Regions from separate parts of the Homo sapiens genome. Here all the other regions are linked to region 2. Evidence: chromatin contacts called from ENCODE Hi-C or POLR2A ChIA-PET data. All regions are on one chromosome and are shown on one strand. The core of a region is the stretch at or near the end of the contact, and the rest is flanking DNA. Distances in the headings are between cores, read along the strand shown.

Region 1 (4,527 bases), core at 1,562-4,061, 2.4 Mb after region 2:
GATGGTTGTATAGGCACTAAAGATCTGGTTTTAAAAATTATAAAACTAATGCAGGAACAGAAAACCAAACACCAGTTGTTCTCACTTATAAGTGGGAGCTGAACAATGAGAACACAAGGACACAGGGAGGGAACCAACACACAATGGGGCCCGTGGTGGTGAGGGCAGGGGAGGGAGGGCATCAGGAAAAATAGCTAATGCATGCTGGGCTTAATACCTAAGTGATGGGCTGATAGGTGCAGCAAACCACCAAGGCACACCTTTACCTATGTAACAAACCTGAACATCCTACATGTGTATCCCGGAACTTTAAAGATTTTAAAAATTAAAATAAAAATTATAAAACTAGAACACTTATTCTAATCCAAGTTACTACAGTGGCAATATTCATCTATTCCTCTTTTGTAAGCATTCACACAACATCTGGAATAACACTATGCATGTAATTATCACTCAAGGAATACTTGTTGCAATCATCGATCTCATTCAAGCTCATGATAAAAAGTGGTCAGCCTTCGGCCCTATTAAGTTTCAGCAATAGTTCTTTTTGTTTGTTTGTCTGAGACAGAATCTCACTCTGTGGCCCAGGCTGGAGTGCAGTGGTGCAATCTCAGCTCACTGCAGCCTCTGCCTCTTGGGTTCAAGCGATTCTCCTGCCTCAGCCTCCCAGGTAGCTGGAACTACAGGTGTATGCCACCACGCCCAGCTAATTTTTGTATTTTTAGTAGAGACGGGGTTTCACCACCTTGGCCAGGCTGGGCTCGAACTCCTGACCTTAAGTGATCCGTCCGCCTGGCCTCCCAAAGTGCTGGGATTACAGGGGTGAGCCACTGCGCCCGGCCTCAGCAATAGTTCTTGATGACAGTATGGAAAGAATTTTGTTGGTGCACTGACTTTTAAAAAGTAGGAACACATACTTAAAAGCCGGCAAGATGACAATGACAAGCTGCAGAGTCTCCCTAACAACCACCAATAGAAAAGCTTGTTTCCAATGCAATAAATAAATATTTGAAAGATAATTATTGCTGGTCATTTTCAAATTTATTTTTATAATGCTTAATAGGTGCTAACACTTTATAACTACTAACTCGTTTAATTCATTAATTTATTTAATCCTCAAAACACCGGGGGTGGGTGAGGGGGACTATATCGATGGCAGGGTCCTGGTGCAATCTGGCTCTGCCCTGCATCCGGTCGGCCATTTTAGAAATAAGGCATGTCAACCCCCCAGAGGAAGGATCCTCAGATGATGGAAACAGACAAAAAGGACAAGACAAGACACATTCATAAGCAGTATCTACACAGTACCAAGCCCTGCACTTAGCCTCGTGGGGGATGCAAAGATGAAATGGATGAGAATGTGGAATCTTTAATACCAGATGAACAGTGACAAACGCTCTACAGGTGACGAAATGCTAAAGGAGGGGTTACAGGTGGCAGGAACCACAGAGATTTCAGCGAGGAGACTGCATTTGTGCTAGTCTTGGCAGGAGGGTAGGAATCCGGCAGGCTGAGATGCGAGCATGGACACTGCAGACAGAGAAAAGCCGGGAGCCCCCAGATCAGGTCACTTCCCTGCTTAGCACACTTCAGTGTTTTCCCAGCTCACGTAGAATAAAATCCGAACTCCTCTTCATGTTCTGCCCAGACCTCGATCCAGGCCCTGCATCCCTCTCTTTCCCCTTGCTCAATTCAGGCACTCTGGGAACCTTTCCACTTGCTATTCTCTATTACTCGGCTTCACGCTAGAGTAACTCCTAGTCAGTCCTCGGGTCTCCGCTGACTTGCAATGCCTCGGAGAGGCCTTCCCAGTCCGCCTGCCATGGAAGCTCGGGGACCTGCCTTTTTTCCTCTGTCAGCAGACTGATTCCCTCTAAGCGCACATAGCAATGTGTACCGGGCTTTCTCTGTTTTGCGTGTGTAATGTCTGTCTTCCTCTCTAGAAGTAGTTCCAAGATCCGGGCTTTGCCCATCGTGTTCTCCGGCCAAGGCAGATGGAGGGGCTCGATAAAAATTGTGGAATGAATGAATGGAGTGAGTCAGTGATTGGCTGTGAGTTGAGGCCCTGGCGAGGACAGGACTGAGTGTGCTTGGAAATAGTTTATCGTGGCGAGAGCTTCGAAATCACCGCAGGCAGGTAGAGAGGAGGTGGGTACAGGGCGGGAGGACCTTGAAGGGAGCCTCGGGTTCTGATTCATTCCCCCAGTAGGCACTGCATTGCAGGCGCCAGGCCAGGTGCTGGGGGCCGGGGACAAGCTAACCTCAGTGAGGCTGTGTCGCCGCGCCACCGTGGCTTCCCTGTGTCCAGAGCCAAAGCAACGAGCAGGGGCTAGAGGAAAGGAGACTGTGCCGACATCAGCCCCTGCGCTTCCCCAGCGGTCCCGGTACCCGCGACCGAGGGTCGGGTTCGGGCGTCGCCTAGGCATCCAGGCTCCCAGGGCCGGGAACGCGACCCGAGAGACCGCCGGGGACGGCCCCGCCGCCGCTGCGCCCCTGCCTCAGGGTAACAGGTCCCGACCGGCCGCGCCCACACTCACCCTGCGCCGCCTGGCGAGCTGAGCGTGGCCTCCACAGCCGCCGGGTCGCCTTCCACGGCCGCCGCAAGGAAAACAGCTTCCGGCTCTTCTGGCCTCCCTTCTCAGTGGCGCCCATCGGTGCGCCGCGCCCTCCCCCGCCGCGGTCGCCCGAGCCGAGCGCCACCGCTCGCCGCCGCCGCCGCGCGTCTGCCAGGTGCCGGGCCGCTGCTGGGAGATGCGCGCCGGGGGCGGAGCTTGGGGCCGGGAGCCGTGGCTGGCGCCGACAGGGGAGGCTGCCCGGCTCCGCCCACACGGCGGCGCCTGGCGCCCGAGGCGTGCGGGTGCGCGCGGGCCCGCGCCGCTCACTCGGGGGGCACCGTTAGCACCCTTTATTAACACAGGAGTCCTAGGGGGCTCTCACCCGTTTTATCTCCCTGTTACAAACCATACACTCCACACTCCGAGAGGGTAAGGCATCTGCCCACAATCACACAGCGCTAAAGAAATTCCAGAGCCCTAGACTCTGACGATGTTTACTCACACCGTGCTACCGCCTCAAAATGAAACATCACGTTAGAACGTGGTTTTAGTTCTGACAGATATTCCTGTTTTCCTAATACAAGAGATTACTAGTCACCCACATGATTTTTTAAGAACTTGTTCTATGTCCAGTTACTTTTACACACATTTCATGAAACCTCATTGCAACCCCGTGGTGTGGGAGGCGTTTCCCATTTTCCAGATGAGGAAACTGAGATGGCAGAAGTGAGGCTCCCTCACCCCATCCCCATGCCATCACTGGTCTCTGTTGAGATTTTGCTTGGAATTGGGAGAGACTGAGAGGAAGATCAAAACCAATGCCCTTGAACACGACCTGGCTGCAATAATAATAGCTAATATTTATAGAATGCTTTTTATGTGGCAGATTTTACATACATCATCTTATTTAACCCCTCCAGTAATACTCGTGGGGCAGAAACAATCTCCAAACTCAACAGATAGGGAAACCGAGCGTCAGAGAGTACAGGTTAGATATCTAAAACCTCAGTAAAAAGGTTTTATGTTAGGTCAAATTATGAAATTGCCATTTTTGTAGGCCCAAATAATATCAGACAAGAGCTTCTATCGGTGACCAAAATTAAAATCACCAGTGGAGATCGGACACGGTGTCTCACGCCTGTAGTCCCAGCACTTCAGGCGGCTGAGGCAGTCGGATCACTTGAGCCCAGGAGTTCAAGAGCAGCCTGCACAACAAAGCAAAAACCCGTCTCTACCAAAAATGCATACACACACACACACACACACACACACACACACAGACACAAATTAGCCAGGCATGGTGGCACACACCTTCAGTCCCAGCTACTCAGGAGGCTGAGGTGGGAGAATCACCTGTGCCCAGCGAGTTAGAGGCCGCAGTGAGCCGAGAAGGTGCCACTGCACTCCAGCCTGGCTGACAGAGTCACGTTATCTAAAAAAAAAAAAAAAAAAAAAAAAAAAAAAATCACCAGTGGAGACAGGTGAAAATCGAATGCCTGCAGATGTGATATGCTGAGAAAGACACATCATCTATGGAGTATTCTGGCCAAACATGCACAGCATGAAGCTAATCATGGGGAAACATCAGATAAACCCAAAATGAGGAATCCACTATTAAAAGGAGCAGGGAAGTGCTGTATTCTTCAAAAGTATCAATGTCATAAAATAAGAAGAAAAGCTATGGAGATATTCTAGATTCAAGGTGACTGGGCTGGATGCAGTGGCTCACACCTGTAATCCCAGCACTTTGGAAGGCCGAGGCAGATGAATCACCTGAGGTCAGGAGTTCCAGACCCAACATGGCGAAACCCCGTCTCTACTAAAAATACAAAAATTAGCTGGGCATGGTGGCGTGCACCTGTAATCCCAGCTACTCGGGAGGCTGAGGCAGGAGAATCACTTGGACCTGGGAGGCGGAGGTTACAGTGAGCCAAGATTGCGCCATTGCACTCCAGCCTGGGAGACAGACCAA
Region 2 (4,398 bases), core at 1,082-3,581:
AAAAAATTAAAGTTTCTTCAAGGTAGTTGGGTTCCCTGCAAAAGCGTTAAGGGTAATTACCTATTAAACTACACATTGCAAAGTCTGAACCCATGCAACCCAAGCTGAACCACATACATATGTTTGCATATCTGTTCAGTTTTGCATGAGAGTATCATTCACCGGTTTGCTCTACCAAACTTGTTACCCTGACCTGAGTGAAACAGTTTTGAGAAAGATTTCCATGCTGTGTGCACAATGAGATGAGAGCTGCACAGCAGTTAACTGGAATTGCCATCAACCATACTCCAAGAGACAGAATAGTACTTTTAAGGAGTAGCAAAATAATCGGGCTGTCACTTGACTAGACCAGTCAAAAAAGAGCAAAATTTAGAAGACAAAAGTAGCACATTTACCCCTGAAAACATAACTTCCCTACCTACCAAAGGTTTTTATCAGGAAAAAAAAAAAGAGCCATTAAAAAAATGCAAGATTGCAGAGAAAAAAAATTCCACTCTATCCTCTTAATGTATTTCTAGGGAATTAACAAGGTTTGTCTCCTACACAATTTCTATTTTTAGCTCTGACTGGCAGAGAATGAAGCTGACTCCTTAATGAGGGGTGAGCCAGGAATTCATTTGGCTTTATCTAATCTGCCCTGCTAAAGGAATTAGTCACGGGAGGCAGTGCAGATGTAGGTAGGGAGTAGCTGGGCTGACTGCTGACTCACAGGGATCTCTTCCGCTGCTGGCAGTCCCCAGCATGCTTAGACATGTTCTGTACCACAGAAAATCCTGGTGATGAAACTAGCACATCTCGGCTGAAAGTCCAGCCACACTCTAGTCGGACAAAGGCAGCCACCCTCCTGACCCCCACCTACCACAGATCCACAATCAGGCAACCCAGCCCTGACTCCCGTCCTTCCGGGGCTCTACCCTGCAGGCTGCAGTCCCCCAGTCCCTTACCGTCACCAGCACGCAGTGCAGGTCCGGGGGCTGCTCGGCGCCCTCGCTCGCCGCGGGGCCAGCGTCGGTCTCCAAGAGCAGGAGCTCCGCCAGCCGGCCCGGGTTGCTGACGCGCAGGATGTTGATGTCGTTCTCGCAGCAAAACGCCTGGATCAGGGTGAAGTGGATCTGCAGAGCCACATCTCTGTCGTCGTCCTCGTCCGCCGCCAGCAGGCACAACACCACGTTATCGGGGTCGCTGGGGGCAGCGGGCGGGGCCAGTGAGCGCAGAAGCGCGGGCGCCCTCAACCACTGCCCGGGTCCCTGGGGGTCGCCGCCCGGCCCGCTCGCCCCCTCCCTTCCGAGACAGGCAGAAAAGCGACAGGAAGTGGCGCGGCCGGGCGAGGGGCGCCCAGCCAAGGCGACCTCCCGGGCTGGGGCGGGAAGGGGTGCCATGGGGGACGCGCAAGGGCCCCACTTACACGTTGAGCAGCTTGGCCGCTTCGTACACCCCGACAGTGATCGTGCGCTGACTCAGGGCTTTGCTGAGCACTTCCTCCAGGGCATCCCCCACCTTATCCATCCTACACGCGGGCAAGGGCGAGGGGTCCCGTCAGCCCCGGTGCCCTCGGGGCCATCGCCGCCCCCCTCGTCCGGTACCACGCCCCTCCCTCTCGAATGCAAGCACCACCGCGCACCTGGGCTCTACGAAAACCCGGCGCTCCCGCGGCCCCGTCACCCCCCATGACCCCTGCACGCCCAAGGACCGGGCGTCCCGTGAGAAGTCCCGAGAGTGCCCCTGCCACAGGCTGCCAGCCACGGGAGCCGCACGGGCAGCGACGGCCACTGCTGCCCTTTGCAAAGGCCCCGGCGGGGCTCGTTCGGGTTGGGGGGCACGCTCTTTCAGTCCGTGGGAGCTCCACGGAGAGTCCCGAGGGAGCAAGGGCGGGAGTTGCCCTGTGCAAACTTTTTAGCTTCCTCCCCTGCAAGCCTTCCACAGCCCGGCTGCACCGGGGAGCGCGGGGTAGGTAAGAGAAGTTCGGGCCGGAAGAGTCCGCAGGCCGACTCACCTTTCGGTCTTCTGCTCTCCAGCCGAGAATTCCTCCAAAGTCATATTGCAAACTGCAGGTCGCCCAGGGAGAGAGCGCGGCGTGCGGGCTGCTCCTGCCACGGCTAGCGCGCGGGCGCCTGCTTTCTGCACTCACTCACAGGCGCCGCTCCGGCAGCTCAGGCCCTGGCGCTCTCCGGCCGCCCCTCGCCCGCCCGGGCTCCTCCTCCTGTGCCAGCCGCCGCAGCTCCGGCCACCCCTCCCGCCTTGCTTGCTCGCTCGCTCCCCGGACCTCGCCTCGCCACGGGCCGCACGACACTAATTGGGCCGCTGCCTCCCAGCCACTGCCTACCAGCCACTGGAGGACAAAGGGCCCCGCTCTCCGGGGTTATCCTGCCAACCCTCAGCCAACCACCTTCCGCCTCATTTGCATGCAGCTTGGCCATTGGGCTATGCAAATCAGCCTGCTCCAGCAATTTGACCCCAGCTCCTGGAGTCAGGTTGAGAGGAGCGGAAAAGGGAGGAGCCACGCGGGAGGCGAGCCGAGGGGGCGGGGGCGGGGGCGGTGCCGAGAGGGGAAGGCGGGTCCCGCGCGCACTCTTATCCGGTTGGCGGGGACCATTGGGAGTGGGGGGCTTTAGCAGAGGCTAGAGGTGGCCTCAGCTTGGGCTGAAGCAGGCTGCCAAGTGTTTTTCTATAATAGTTGCGGCACTTTTTTCTTATTATCTTTTCATGTCTTTTGTTTTAAGGGGTGGCTATTAAAATCTATTTCCAGGGTTAATGCACTGAAGTCTAGTAATTATTAGTAAGCAGGTTACATTAAAAAAGTGTCTCCAGACCTCCGGGGCAAAGTTTACCTCAGAAGTGTTGTTTATCTAAGTCTAGGCGAAGCTGCTTATTAGCAGTAGTATTATTTCGGTGCCCTGATGGCTGGTTTGATTTATTTTTGGAAAGCTGCAAGGGTTGGAAGCTGAAAAAAGAAAAACCAACCCGTTTGTATTCAGGGATGGCAGGGAACCAAGTTAGAATCTTTTCCACAGAAAGCAGAACGGTTTCCCACCTGCCCGGTGTAACTGGGAAATCGTGAGCTGGTCTGCGTGGGGAGCTGGTGACCACATGTGGGAATCCCTGGCAACCCAGATTCTCCTTTCTCAAAGAGCCTTGCCCAAACAAGGATCCTTCTGGACGCCCACCAGCTGAGAGACAACCATCTGACACCCACACAGCCCACAAGTCTAAATTCAAAATGCTCTCGATATGCCCTAAGCTTCCTTTCCTAACGTATGTATGTCGTTACCTTCCACAGAGAGCCTCCTATGATCTCACTGTGAATTATTGATGTTAGATGCTGAATCATGAAGCTGTAACTATAGGAAGTTTTTAGTCATATGCTAAAATTTCACCTTTGAGATAATGGCAACTTGTAGGTGGAAAGCAGACCTTTAAAACTGCAAATGGTAGTTACACATTTTTGAAAAACAAACTTTAATATATAGACTCTCACTGAGTAGTTCAAAAGTCCCTTCCTTTGTTTTATGGTTTATGCAATAAAAGCAAAAACATTTCTTAAACCTACTGAAGTCATCAAAAGTGGTGAAAATGGCTCCCACATGCTTGCATTCAAAACAGTGCTTGCATTATTAAGGTTGCTGTACAGCCAAAGGTCACAGAAGTAATTTCTGCAAAGGTACCTGGAAGTTTTGCACCCTTATGTTTTTATCACTCTAGACAAAATATTCTCCAGCTCTCTTGATCTTAATTTGGTGGAAAAGAAAAGTGATAGGTTTTCTGGTTCATTTATTTGAGTTGTCATTTTGCACTCATTTTTTCACTGTGTTGTCAGCCATGGACAACATTTGAGTAAAGAAATGGTCATGGTCAGTGCATAATTCACCTAAGCATGACTATGTATCTCATATCTATGCCTTAAATCTTAACATTTGATGTCTTTCTTAAAGAATTCCTCAACATTGAAATTTAGGTAGGTTACCGAAGCATTTTCAGTTTTGCAGACAAAACCTGAATTACACAATCTAGCCTGAGTCATCATTTGGCGATTGTTAATATGTTCCGTGGAACTCCAAGGTTCTATCCACTAGGCATTTCTTAGAGGTTCTTGGGAAGAAAATGTGATCACAGCAAGCTGACAAAGAATTAGGGAATCATGTGAGTTTCTTGACAGCAAGGACTTCATCAGTTTGGTGTCCTCAGCTCCTAGTACAATACCTGCATTTAGTAGAAGCACAGTCAAGGTTTATTGAGTTGAATAGAATTTGAGAGTTAAATAAGATATCAGAATCCTGCAGTCCTGTGCATTGCATGAATTCTAACATATTGCACATTTAACGTTAGTTCAAAAACACTTTTGCCTGTCTTCTTCTATACCAAGAACTGTACAATTCCTGGTCCTTTGCCTTTAAAGAGCTT
Region 3 (4,322 bases), core at 382-2,881, 2.6 Mb after region 2:
ATTATTGGGGAGAGGGGTGCTTTGCTGTAATTTGTGCTGGTCCAGGTCGGTTTTCAGGAAGGGGGAGGGGACTTGGCGGAGACGCCGGCTCCTGGCCGCAGCTGACCCCAGGGCTTCTCCCTGCCTTCCTGTGCGAGGAATTCTTTCCCTCACTCTGCTACCCGCACGCCAGCTGCCACCTTCCTGGAGAAAGACCACACCTGTGCTTATCCCTGCTTTGAAGGAGAGGTGAGCTGAGAAACCAGGGAATCCCCTGCTCTCCAGGGTTCTTAGTTAGTCCTCTCCGCAATCCCAGCATTGGCCAAAAATTGCTGCTTTCACCTGCTGATTTAATTTGGCATGTCTGTCCCCAGCCCCCCTTTCCCCCGGCAAGTTGTGATCTGCAGATGTTTTGGGATTTTCTCTTCCCTCTGGACCTGTCCCCCACCAACCAGCAAATAGCTCCTGGGCCTAGGTTGAGGGAGAGAGAGAAGTGACCCCCTTTGGCCAGTGCGCTGTTTTTTATTCCCCTCTGGGTCTTCTAATGGAATCTGCTGTCCCTCCGTAGCCCCCTTTATTTTCCCCTTAAGCTTAACCCAGAGCCAGGCCTAAGCAGCCTGTCTCTGGCTTTCTTTCCCCAGGCCCCACCCTGGCCCCTTTTGCTTTTCCAGCGCCAAAAAAAACGCCTCCCAAGCAGAAGACACACCCAGCCCAAGTCTAACCATTCCAAAAGGGAGGAAAACACAGAGGAAGAGCAGGGACCCAAGGGTCTCCTGTCCTGAATATTCCAACAGCGTTTCCCTCTAAAAGCCTCCTAGCTTTATAATCCCTTTATTCTGCTTACCAGTCGACCCTCCCCTCCTCTTTGCCCCTTGTTCTGTGATAGATATTTGGGGAGAGGGGTGGAGAAAGAGGTTGTCACCCTCTGTTCCTTACAGTGAGGCATTTTTCTTTTTCTCAGTCTTTTCATTTATTAGATGTTTAGCATGTAAAATATGTAAATCTGTTTGCAGGCTTATTTGAACTTGTTTTCTTGCTGGCTAAGGAATAGCTGATATTCTATAAAGGGAAGGAGGGGGGAAAAGATCAAAAGTAACACTCTGAGTTTTCCCCATTTGAGCATCCCCAGAGTTGCCAGAGAAGACCCTCCTATAAAAACCAACAGTCTCCCTTCCATGACATCACCACCTAAGCCCTTCCAACTTTAGCTTCAGAACAGGAAGAAGGCTCAAAATAGAACTACCTTAGGAATCCAGCTCCTTGAAAAGATCAACTTTTAAATCAGCTGCAGGAGGAACACAATGAACTTTGACATGGGGAGTGAGAAGGGAGAGAAGACTGTATAGTGTTCATAATTGGTTCCTTTGAGGGAGGGTTGGGGGATACTTACCGTGTATTTCAGAAAAGCTTTCCTCTAGAGTTGGGTACCTAGACCACTGAATGATAAATAGGATGGTTCAAGATTCATTTATTGAATTATTCATAAGTTTTTGTACGTCAACAATAACAAGCACGTTTCAGAATATGAATTAAAGAGGGGCCTCTCTGCAGAATCTGCTCTAGATAGAGAAGGTTGTTTCAGGAAGCTAGGAGGGCACTTGAAGACAGAGAACCTGAGGATGCAGTGACAGCTGCTGTGAGTATGTAAGTTGAGAGGCTCATAAACAATAATTGTGATAAACAATAATTGTAACTTTTGTAGGTGACTGATACCCTGGACAAAGAAGTAAGGATGTCAGGATTTTCCACCTCTACCTTGGAAATTAACTTCTTGTCTTTGAATCTCACTCAGTGTCTCCATTCAGTCCCTGAATTGAGATATGCTTTCCTCTCTGAGCTAAAATACTCAGTCTTTTGGAAGGGCTACCTAATAAACGATAATCACTGAAGTGTTGACAACTTAAAGATTGGAAGTGGAGCAGAAAATACTTGGTATAATTTGAGCACTTGGTGGGTGCTGTAAGATGACTTTCTGGTTGATGGGGTAACATCTTTTACTCTGGTTCGGGTTTAAAAGAATCCAGGTGACAGAGACAGGATACCTGCCCTAATATGGTAGCCACTAGCCACGTGGCTATTAACCACCTGAAATATGGCTAGGGTGAGGAAGAGCTCAATTTTAAATTTTATTTAATTTTAGACTTTGATAACTTGATTTAGTTATTGGAAAGCTTATTTATATTTGGAAACATACTTGAGCTTACGCATCTACTTTTGAAACTAAGTGTTTTGAAATCCAAACGCAAATTAAGTATTTTGATGAAAATTTAGAATTGGGATATGTAAGTGCAAAGTAATCTTCAGATTTCAAAGAATGCAAAAAAAGTAGAATAGCCCATTAATTTTATGTTGATTCCATGTTCAGATGATAATATTTTAGATATATTGGGTTAAATGAATATGCTATTAATTCCACCTGTTTATTAGTGTGGCTACTAGAGAATTAAAAATTACATGTGTAGCTTGCATTATATACTTCATTGGACAGCTCAGGCCTGCATTACTCCTTTTCATCTATGAATTAATTTCTTTTCTTTTTTTCTTTCTTTTTTTTTTTTTTTTTTTGAGATAGAGTCTCTCTCTGTCTTCCAGGCTGGAGTGCAGTGACGCGATCTTGGCTCACTGCAACCTCCACCTCCCAGGTTCAAGCGATCCTCTTGTCTCAGCCTCCAGAGTAGCTGGGACTACAGGTGTGTGCCACCACGCCCGGCAGATTTTTTGTATTTTTAGTAGAGATGGGGTTTCCCCACGTTGGCCAGGCTGGTCTTGAACTCCTAAGCTCGGGTGATCCATCCGCCTTGGCCTCCCAAACTGCTGGGATTACAGGCATGAGCCACTGTGCCTAGCCCCATGGATTAATTTCAAAAGTGGTGACTGTATGAAATATTGTTATTTCATGTTTGTGTTTCTATTTTCCACTGCTGTGTTCCATGTGATGATTGGGGACCCCAAGTATTACATTATTACTGTTATATTAGGGAGATTAGTGTAAAAGTCCAGGGTTCTAGAACGGCTAGCAGGGGTGTCATGGGAAAATTGGGATACCCACATACCCGGCTATTGCTGCTTTTGTAAAAGGATCCTGAACATAGCAAAAGGTACCGGAAAACAATGTGTGGCAAAGTAACAATTGTGACACCTGGTGGCATTTTAGTGATTCTACTCATCTGTCACTCACTTCCATTTATTTTTTCTTTGCTTCATCTACTTTCTGTCCCCCTCCCCACCAAATCACGGCTCCACTCGTGGCATTTGGGCCCACAAGGCTGCTGACTCCTTTCCTCCAAAAAAAGTACAATGCTAACGTGAATAGAGGTAGTGCTGTCTTTGGGTTTTGTTTTGTCTAATGAGATTCAGAAATTGCACTGGAAGGAACTTAGGAGCTATTCGGTGCTATCCCTTTATTTTATAGATGACAAACTGCCAAACACCTCACCTAAGACCATATAGACAGAGACTGGAATTAAACATACTCTTGTTGATAACTGTTTAGAGGCTCCCTGAGAAATGGAGAGGTTCATCAATTAATCAATCAATCAAGTATCTGTTGAGCTAGCATTTTGTGGAAATGACCACTAAGTGTTGTGAAGGGACATGAGTAAAACAGTTTCTGACTTTTTTAGAAAGAGTCCTGTTGACTTGAGGAAATAAGATATAAACAGCACCAAATTAAATTGCAGTATACAACACAGCACTTAATGAGTGCAGTGCCACTGTGGCATGTGTTACTAGTTAGTAGAAATGTGTTCATTTTACAGATGTAGGAATAGAAGCTTCGAGAAGGGTGGAACCTGCAGGGAAGTGGAGTGTAATTGTGTTCCTGGAACAGCCCAAGGCTGTAGAATTGGAGGTCATTGCAAGTCTTTGGTATTGGCTCCTTTAGCTGTCCATTAAGGGAATTTGAAAATCTGAGACCCAGCATTTTCAAATGGCAGTGCTGTAGTAATAAGGCAATCATAGATTAATTGGAGACCATCAGGGTTTTTAGAGATGTTTAGCCAGGGGTGGATCATTCCGAAGTTAGCTGGCATATAAAACTGACTTGTGAGCAAACCATAAAATCTAAAATCCGGGGGGTGAGAGTGGTGAAATGTGATGTAGAGCAAAATCAGAAAGTAAATTAACTGTGGAGTATACAGTTGGACTAAAAATATTTGTGCTGAGTACATGTTTGAAGGGGAGAGGCCCATATAATGTAATATATGGGCCAGTCATGTATTTATAAATTTTTAGTCTCCTGGAGCCTTTTTGGACTAAACTCTTGGTCAACATGAGGAAGAAAGCTCAGTCTTCTCTTTGTTACCGTGTCCATAGGGTTTTTTTTTCGTCCACATGGACCTTAT

What was found. A loop is a pair of places that touch in the nucleus more often than their neighbours do. ChIA-PET counts read pairs that join two places held with the same protein, here RNA polymerase II (POLR2A). Pooled maps may share reads with other maps.
Region 1: a map of naive thymus-derived CD4-positive, alpha-beta T cell shows a loop between it and region 2 (12-fold over the local background). The contact joins the enhancer-like site here to the promoter of GADD45A in region 2. A Hi-C loop is called at or near these places in 2 of 168 maps with a recorded cell type or tissue (both naive thymus-derived CD4-positive, alpha-beta T cell) and 5 of 50 pooled maps. POLR2A ChIA-PET finds 5 or more read pairs at or near these places in 1 of 52 experiments (CD8-positive, alpha-beta T cell).
Region 3: a map of CD8-positive, alpha-beta T cell shows a loop between it and region 2 (6-fold over the local background). The contact joins the enhancer-like site here to the promoter of GADD45A in region 2. A Hi-C loop is called at or near these places in 6 of 168 maps with a recorded cell type or tissue (CD4-positive, alpha-beta T cell, CD8-positive, alpha-beta T cell, OCI-LY7 and 1 more) and 11 of 50 pooled maps.

Annotation. Positions count from the first base shown.
Region 1 is chr1:65,252,660-65,257,186 of GRCh38, reverse strand. No RefSeq gene overlaps it. Among named protein-coding and RNA genes, the nearest start is that of DNAJC6-AS1, 54 kb to the left of the region's middle. RefSeq lists silencers at 2,438-2,507, 2,598-3,097. Within about 2 kb of position 2,811, at least 14 of the 41 ENCODE cell types and tissues checked have a DNase peak (open chromatin) inside an H3K27ac peak, as active enhancers do.
Region 2 is chr1:67,683,134-67,687,531 of GRCh38, reverse strand. It overlaps GADD45A (growth arrest and DNA damage inducible alpha), which reads right to left and starts at 2,331. Exons shown (of 4, transcript NM_001924.4): 1 at 1,994-2,331; 2 at 1,406-1,507; 3 at 945-1,182. The coding sequence starts at 2,037. RefSeq lists enhancers at 401-902, 638-1,077, 1,108-1,157, 161-1,360 and silencers at 1,258-1,397, 1,468-1,597, 2,068-2,227, 2,418-2,477, 2,488-2,667.
Region 3 is chr1:65,062,027-65,066,348 of GRCh38, reverse strand. It overlaps a transcript of JAK1 not described here. Among named protein-coding and RNA genes, the nearest start is that of MIR101-1, 5.7 kb to the right of the region's middle. Within about 2 kb of position 1,631, at least 3 of the 41 ENCODE cell types and tissues checked have a DNase peak (open chromatin) inside an H3K27ac peak, as active enhancers do; they include CD8-positive, alpha-beta T cell, where a contact is called at or near this core.